Regions from separate parts of the Homo sapiens genome. Here region 2 is linked to region 1. A link is a contact called in ENCODE Hi-C or POLR2A ChIA-PET data. All regions are on one chromosome and are shown on one strand. The core of a region is the stretch at or near the end of the contact, and the rest is flanking DNA. Distances in the headings are between cores, read along the strand shown.

What was found. A loop is a pair of places that touch in the nucleus more often than their neighbours do. ChIA-PET counts read pairs that join two places held with the same protein, here RNA polymerase II (POLR2A).
Region 2: a map of Caco-2 shows a loop between it and region 1 (3-fold over the local background). The contact joins two enhancer-like sites. A Hi-C loop is called at or near these places in 1 of 168 maps with a recorded cell type or tissue (Caco-2). POLR2A ChIA-PET finds 5 or more read pairs at or near these places in 1 of 52 experiments (K562).

The regions. Positions count from the first base shown.
Region 1 is chr22:22,847,881-22,852,159 of GRCh38, forward strand. All of the region lies in intron 2 of LOC105372948 (a long non-coding RNA gene), which reads right to left. It also overlaps IGL and the pseudogene IGLV3-6. Among named protein-coding and RNA genes, the nearest start is that of MIR650, 27 kb to the left of the region's middle. Within about 2 kb of position 2,156, at least 2 of the 41 ENCODE cell types and tissues checked have a DNase peak (open chromatin) inside an H3K27ac peak, as active enhancers do.
Region 2 is chr22:23,097,081-23,101,359 of GRCh38, forward strand. All of the region lies in intron 4 of RSPH14 (radial spoke head 14 homolog), which reads right to left. The region is part of intron 2 of GNAZ (G protein subunit alpha z); the gene reads left to right. Among named protein-coding and RNA genes, the nearest start is that of GNAZ, 29 kb to the left of the region's middle. Within about 2 kb of position 2,076, at least 18 of the 41 ENCODE cell types and tissues checked have a DNase peak (open chromatin) inside an H3K27ac peak, as active enhancers do.

The DNA.
Region 1 (4,279 bases), core at 906-3,405:
CTTTATCAAAATCCACAGTGAATCTCACAGTAAATGGTGAAAGAGTGAAAGCCTCCCCACAAAGATCAGAAGCAAAACAAGGACTCCTGCTTTCACAGCTGCTATTCAACATTGTCCAAGAAGTCTTAAATTTCATTAAAACAAAAAAGGCTAGTGCTACCTCCCACCACAAGCATGGATCAGCGTTAGGAAATTAAAATAATGGTAATAGAAAAATTATAATGACAGTGATGATGGTGATGGTTTTTTAAGTACACAACTGAGGTTTAGTGGCAGAAATCCGGTACTTCCAATTACAGTGCAGCTGTGCTTATTGGGGTGACGGAATCAATCTCGTTTTCAGTATACATGGGAAGCAGGAGTACATGTAGGGTACAACTGCATTTCTCTGGAACTGTTTTTCACAGAAGAGCTACAGTTTATCCTGCACTCTCCATTCTGTGATCAAAAACCATGAAACAGAGAAAAGCACTTCAACCTGAGACTCAGTCACAAGAACTGCACCTGCCCCACCTTCCCGCAACTATATATGCCACCTCTCTGTGCTGAACCATGAAGGCCAGAGGGGTTCACATGTGGCACAGACGGAGGCTGGACTCCCTGGTCCGCACCCTCCCAGGTGACGGGTGCTCTGGGATCACCTGGAGAAGGCAAGTGCCTGGGCTCTGTCTTTTCCACCAGCAGAGGGCAGCAGAGCTGCAGCCAGAAGAGAGGCTGGGGCTGCCCAGGAGGAGCCTATGAAGGAGGCCAGCCTTTGTGGGGGGTGGTCAACAGGTGTTCAAGGGATCAGTCCTCACTTTGGAAGTTTGGTATAGTCCCTCCTGTCACCTGGGGCTGCAGTGTTCATATTCTGAGGGTCAGACACACAGCATCACCCAGGATACTGACAGGGGCCCAGGCACAGTGACGGCCTCAGCTGGGAAACACAACTGGAGGCACCTGGGCCCTGGTGTCAGCCTGGGCAGCTCCCATAGGGCTAGGATTTCCTAAGAGACGCTCCGAGGTCAAGGTGCTCTAGGAGGGGGAACAGTGTGAGGGGACAGGGCTCCCGGGGCTCAAGCCCTTCACCCAGGATGGCTGCCTGAGCCTCCTGCCATTCTAAGGGTCTCATTCCTCCGTGTCCAGCAGCATCCTGGGGAGCTGAGCCCTCTACACTTGGCACTTCCAGAGACACCCTACCACCCCCTCCCTCTCCCTCTCCTTCCAGCTCCAGGCCGACTCTGACTCAGAGGCAGCTCCTATGCTCAGGGGATTCTCAGGTGGGTGGCGTGGGACATTTGGGATCCTGGTCCCTGGATGGGGCATTCCCAGCCTCCTTGCGGAGATGCTCTCCAGAGGGAAGGGAATGTTCACCTGCCTCAGGCCACAGCTCTGACCATGGGACTATCCTGGGCTCAGTGACAAGATCTGTCTGGCTGGAGGGACCAGGGATCCCCCACCCTCCAGAGCTCATGGGTGTTCAGAGACCACGACGCTGGAACCCTCACAGAGACCAAATAACCTAAAGTTAGTTTCTCAGTCAGGTCTGGGTTTCTGGTGCTTTTTACACATTTATATGAAACACTGATGAGAAAAAATAAAGAATCAAAGAGCAGAGGATGGCAATTTCTAGTCTATTAGAGAGATGGGGGGTGTCATACAAGGAGCAACTCAGGTGAGAAACGAGACTAGACTGTGTAATGAATCCACATGAGTTGTGGCTGCTCAAAGGACCAAACCATGGTAATGGAAATCAAGTTTAGGATATAAGTATCCTAAAGACACAGAACCACATTCTAATTAAACTACCAGGACAGGACCAAGTGAGTCTGGGAAACCCAGAGCTGACTTGGAGGAGGAGGAAGATGATGGGTTCCTGGCCCACCTGCTGCTGAGTCAGGTGTCATTGATGATCTCTCAGCACGGCCCAGCTCAGCCCCATGGCCAGGCTCCTGGAAGGTCCACAGCCCTGCTGAGCCTGGCCTAGGACACAGCACAGGCCAGGATGGTATAAAACAGTGGTCATGTGGCCAAACTCCAGGAGGTGACTGTGATCACAGGCCTTCAAGGATGGAGTCTGATCTTCTGACCAGAGAAGCAGATAAAGTGAGCTGGGACCCACTTCTTCTTCCTCAGTCTGCTGTGCTTCCCACAGAGCTGGTTTGAGTGACATCCTTCAGTGAGGAGTCCCAGAGGATGCCGATTTGCATCAAACACTCACTGCCTCAAACGGCCTGAGAGGCAATAAGAGAGAGCTGGTGAGCCCAGCTGTGCTGTGGGCTCAGGAGGCAGAGCTCTGGGTGTCTCACCATGGCCTGGATCCCTCTCCTGCTCCCCCTCCTCACTCTCTGCACAGGTGCTGCCCCCAAGCCCTTCCTTCAGGCTCAGAACCCATAGGATCCTGAGCTGGGCCTGCCCAAACATGAGTTCATCCCAGGCACAACCTCAGGGTGGGACCCCCTGGGAACAGATTCATCATTTACAAGCCTCCTCTCCTGTCCTCTCTTGCAAGCTCCTATGAGCTTACACAGCCACCCTCAGTGTCAGTGTCACCAGGACAGGCAGCCATGATCACCTGCTCTTGAGATAACCTCAAAGATGAGTATGTTTACTGGTTCTGGCAGAAGCCAGACCAGGCCCATACTGGTGATATATGAAGGCAGCAAGCGGCCCTCAGGAATTTCTGATTTTCTGAGTCCAGCTCAGGGAACATGGCCACCCTGACCATCAGCAGGGCTCAGACTGAGGACGAGGCTGACTATTACTGTCACAGGTACAATAGAAACAGTGATGAGCCCACAGTGACACAGGCAGATTAGGAAGTGAGACACAAACCCCTTCCCAATCTGTGTCACCCTCTTTCTCCAGCCCCAGGATGGCTGTGGACAAAGCCATGAGCAGGGCTGGTCCAGTTCACCCAGTTCTGTGACCCCCAGGCTGCTCTTCCCTCCAGCCCTCCAGGCAGGTTGTGAAGAGGGTGAGTTAAGAAGAGATTTGAGGCTGTGTGACAGGCTATCCTGGGGTTTTTCTGGCCAAGGATAAAGCTGGTGAAAGAGAGCCTGAATGGACGGGCAGACAGAGTGGCCCATGCACGTAGTGGCAAAAGACCTGGGTTTCCACATGCCAGCCCTTCAGGCAGGCTCTGCAGAGAGTGGGTTAGGAGGAGATTTGAGGCTGTGTGGACAGGCTGTTTTGGGGTTTTCTAACCCAGGATAAAGCTGGTGAAAGAGGGCCTGGATGAAAGGACACACAAAGCGTATCTTTCATCTAGTGGTAAAGGATGTGAGTTCCATATGGTGAAGCCTGGGTCACCCCTTGGCCCAGACGTCCTAGGTTAGTCCTCAGCATTTCCCTAGCACTTAAGTTCCTGAATCTCCTGGCAGCCTTATATTCAAAACGGTGTAAGCTGGAGTGGACGCTGTGGGGTCCACCTAGACTCCACGTTAAGGTCGACCCACACACTCTCAGAGCCTACGAGTGGATACCCATGCTGTGGGGCACATGTCACCTGACAGAGTGGCTGACCACCCCTGATCTCTTCTTTCTGACCACTTGGGTGTTTGGCACTATGTCCATCATGGACACTCTATGGGCTATTAACCTATGATTCAAAGTTTCTTCTGTGTGGTGCCCGTGCCCAAAGACCACCCACAGGCTTCTGCCCATACTCCACTTCCCCCATTTCCAAGTTTTTCTCTTGCAGTCCCTGGAACACCTGCCCAGGTCATTTCCCACTGCCCTAAGCCCCTATCTGCCCTGGCATCCGGCCACTCACCTTTCCTCACAAAATGAATGACCAGGCGCCATGCCCTCATGCAGGAAAGATGTCCCCTCTCCATTGTCTCTTAATGCCACCCCTTAGTACACCCATATAGTGCAGCTGTGCTCTACTTCATGGTGATCCAGTTCATTGCTGGGCTACTCTGGAAATTTTTGCTCCATCAGCTGAGCAGAGGGACTGCTACCCACACAACGTAAGTGTAAACCCAGGGAGCAGTGCTAGAGCAAGAGAGATGCAAACTTGGCTGTGGACCACCCACAGGTTACTCAGCTCTGGGGCCCTGCTCCTGCTCCATCCTAGCTGTGTCACATCTGTCTCACCAGGGATCGCTGCTGGGGTCTGCCTGAGCACACGACGGGGGAATCTGGCAGTTCTGGCTGCTTGGTCACTGAATGTCCGATGCTGTCCTGTATCTACCAGGGAACAAGAGCACATGGGGAGAGTTGTTTTCCAAATGAATATAATTCTCTCTTGTGGATGACATGGAATTGTTCCAAATCCCATGGGATTGGAATCCCA
Region 2 (4,279 bases), core at 826-3,325, 250 kb after region 1:
CGTGGCAGGCAAGGGAGGGGCTGTCTTGCCCAGCAGGATTCCCTGAGCACAGATTTCAAGTCTGCCCTTAAGAGAGAGGCCTTTGACCCTGGGGATGGGGGAGTGGGGGCAAACAAGGAGTCACGAAGTTGTGGGTACCCTGGGGCTAGGGGAGGGTGATGCTGGGAGACAAGGGCTCAGCCTCTCCACTTGGGAGCACTGGCCTCCGAGGTCACTCCTTGCTTCACCCAGTCCTAAGGCAAGCTTTATTCTTTAGGTTCAGCGGAGAGCAACAATGGTTCTAGCTTTGGACCTGTGCCCCAGCCAGGGAACCTGGACAGCTCTAGGCAGTGGCCATGGTGCTAGGAGCCTGAGTGTTCTGAGAGAGAGGATCTTTGGCTTTCCTCAGGCAGCTGGGGAGGCGGGCTTGCCTCCCTCCCCTCCTCGCATCAGGGGTCTCCCTGGAACTGTGCCTAGGTGTTGATGGTGTGCCTGGGGGAAACGAATGACGGACGGGCAGGCAGGTGTGTACGCAGGCGGCTGCGTCCACCCTGTTCCCAGTGTGTATCTGTGTGCTCTCCAGGGTTCTGGCCCCTTACCCTGTGGTTGCCACAAGTTCAGCCCCATGTGTGGTTCTGGGCAGAGGGGACATCTCAGCAGATGAGTGAGGTCAGGCTCCCTTGATGAGGCATGGCCGTGGGCAGAGCGCTTGGGGCTGAGAAGCTGCAAGGCAAAGTGAGGTGCTCAGGCCAGACCCTTGGGACAGTGCCATGGTGGGTCTGCCAGTCACACGGGCTTGCGCCACTGGCCTCACCCATCACCACAGTGGCAGGCGTGGCAAATTCCCCGGGCACCAGGCCTGGCTCCCAGTTGCATCCTTTGACAGGCCGTGCCCACAGGTGTGCTGGACACAGGAGGCAGGATACCTGGGTCCTGAGTCAGTCCAGTTTTTCATGGAGGGCTTTGGCTGTCATGTTTGCTTTCTGAACTTGTCAGTGAGGAGATGACCCAGGTGTCTTCACAGATGGGCCCAAGGCTAGGCCTTTGCCTGCCTGCAGCCCTCTTGGCTCTTACTGGCCTGTGCCTGCCACCTTGCTGCCTCTCTCTCCTCTCCTTCTGCTCTAGCCGTGGTCAGCTTGTTTTGCTCCAGCAGTACTGCTCTGTCCAGCCTTAAGCTTGTAATGATCCTGATCCCTGCCTCTCGTACCCCTGCCCTTATCCTCCAGGTCTCATCCCAAGTGGCGCCTCCTGGGAGGCCTTTTCTGACCTAGCCCGGCACCTGCTTACTCCTCCATCTAGTGATGTGTGAGTGAGCTCCTCGGGGCAGGCCCTAGATGGGCTGGGTGGCCCCTGTGGGGCCTCACATCTCTAGCTTTCCCTCTCCCAGGCCTGTCCCTGGGGAGAGCCATGGTGGGCAGCCATGGGCAGGGACAGCAGCCACTGGCCTGGTCTCAGGGATCCCTGTGAGGTTCCAGGCATTCAAGGCACTTTCTAAAGGGAGGGGCTGGCAGCCAGGCTGGCACACCCACCACCATCACCCTGGTTTCTGCAGGCCTGGGGAAGTGGTTGTTCACCAGAAAAGGAAATTCTTGATGAGAAACCCAAGCGAGGCTGGAAATTCACTGGATTCCAAATGATTCTGACCTTTCATGCTCTACCAGTAATATCTGGAGATGGAAAACAAACAGGCTGCAGAGGAAAGACAATCCCCTCCCGCGATTCCTCCCGCAGGCTGGGCTGGCCCCGGAGGTGAGCTGGCCCCCAGAGTGGTGCCGGCAGTGAGGACAGCCCGTCTCCAGCCGGGCCAGGGCCAGAGCCAGTGCTGGCACGGGCTGGCACAGGGCTGCCACTCTGCTCTCTCCTTTTGGAACGTGCTGAACTGTCCTCCCTGGGCCCTGTCAAAGGCAAGGCAGCCAAGAACAGGCCATGCTCGTTTTCACAAAAGCCGAATGAACCTTGGGGCCCAGTGCCAGGGCTCTGGACACGGCTCCTCCATAGCCCTCCTTCCGTGCTCAGCTTCCAAGGCCTCATCTTCCCTGATGCTGGCAGTGCCTCCCCACCCCCACGCCTGGCGAAGGAGCCACAGCCCCCCGGCCCACCCGCTGGCTTCTGCGTCAGCACGTTGCCAAGGAGAACGTCAGTGTCTCTGGGCTCCCGGGTGTGAGGGCTGCAGTGAGTGCAGGGCAGCACCTCAGAGCAGGGAAGGCAGATTTCCGGGTGTCTGTGGAGCATGGCAGCGAGCCACATGGGGAGCCACGCCCCTCCATGGCCACGGTTCCCACCCTCGTCCGAAGGAATTGGCAGTCCCTTGCCCTGACTAGGGCCAAGTCCTGCAGGTGTGTCAGGCACCCCAGTGCCCCCAAGCCCAACACCCAGCTGGGGCTTCCTCAGGCAGCACAGGAGGCCTGAACACAGCCCAGCAACACAAGGGGGTTTTTCTGGCGCACCTGTCCCCTGAATGATCCTGTGGGGCAGCAGCGCCTGTTATTTTTGTCACAGATCGAGGCACTGAGGCTCAGGCACACAGCTGGCGCTGGCGGGCCCCCAGCCCTCAAGTCCACAAGGACAGCTCCTGAGAGGCCATGTGTCACAGGACCCACCACGGGCCTCCCACTTAGCCAGAGCCATGGCAGAGGCTCTGCCCCTCGTCTTTAGTACATTCACACAAGGGTCAGTCAGCAAAGACAGTCACTCTGCTGCCCTAGGAGGGAAAGGCAAAGTGGAGAAGCTGGCACCTACCAGCCCACACTGAGGGACAGACACAGGTGGCTGTGACCAGCAGAGCCTGGGTCTTCACTCGGCCCCACTGGAGGCACCTGAGGGGGTAGGTGGGCACTTGTTGCCCAACCTCTGCCCTTGCGGATCAGCTAATGGACTCTGCTGGCCACCAAATGGTGTGGGATCCTTCAGAAGGCAAGATTAAAAGGTCTAGTTGTAAAGCATCAAATGTTCTCATGTGGAAACCCACAGGGAGCTCACTGCCCATTTCCCGACGGAGCTGTCAGCATTCCCAGCCCTGTGGCGGGTCTGTTTTGCACCTGTGATGGACCTGCTGTGCAGGCTCAAGGCTCAGGCTGGGGCCAAGTATGAGGGTGAGCACAACTCTCCCAGCAGCACAGGGAACTGGGGGACAAGGAGGAGGCAGTCACACCAGCCCAGCTACAGCTTCATTTCCACAAAGCCTCTGCTACCAGGGATACCTGCCCTGTCTTTCTAGAGCTGGCAGGCAGCAGTTCCCAGCAGTGTCCCCATTGTGCTTTCATCTAGGACCCACAGTAGTCACTTGGGCCCCACAGGCAGGCTGGGTCACAGCAGGGTTCACCGTGGGAGGCCTGGTGTCTCTGCCACTTATCTGAGAGACAGCTGGTCAACATGTTATCAGTGAGGGTATCCAGGGGACGGGGGACATAAGAACATGCCTTTTGTGGGGCAAGTTCTGCAGGTGGCAAGTGCTTGAGCAGCCAGCCTCCAGGCAGGTGGTCTATGCCTGGCCCTGGATAGTGGTCCCTTGTCCTGGGGCCATTGGCTTCCTGAGGAACCCCTCCCCACTCCAGGGCAGGTCAGCAGCCTCAGCACACCACGAGGGCAGGTCCACACCCACCCGGCACAGCCTGTGCTCTGAGCAGAGGGCCTGGCACACAGTGGGTGCTCTGCAGACTTTGTGGAGCGGGCGGGAGGCGGTAGGCTTGGGAAGAGCTGGAGCTCCAGAGCCCTGGCTTCTGGGTGCAGAGCAGCTGGGACACTCAGCCCTTCCCAAGGAGACCCTATGGGTGCTCGTCCATAACAGGAGTGTATGCAGTACCCTGAGGAGGGGCTGCCCAAGGCCGTCCTGTGAACACAGCGTGTTCCTGCCACCCTAGCGCTGTGGTTTATCATTTAGCCCAAAAAGGGTGCTTGTTTTAGTGCTTTTAAAATGGAGTTTAAACATTTGTGCCATAAAATGGCGTGTTGTGGGTGAAACAAGGTGTTTCCAGTAAGACAGGCTTATACCTATTGATGACAGAGCTGGTTATATTTGCCCAAGGAGGGAATTACAAATGGGCAATAGCCAGACACAGATGATACCCTCTCCCCAGCATACCAGGGCTTAGATTGAGAAGGGACCTTATATATCCTTTAGTGTTCCTAACCAGCCGGCTTTGCAGATGAGGAAACTGAGCCTCAGAGAGGTTCCTTCACATACCGCAGGGCTGAGACTCTGGCTCTCAGGGAGGGTCCTGGCACTGGCCCCTGGGAATTCCAGTGGCCCCCCTCTTCACCATACTGGTCCCACATCCTGTGGGTGCTGGGGTTCTCCAGC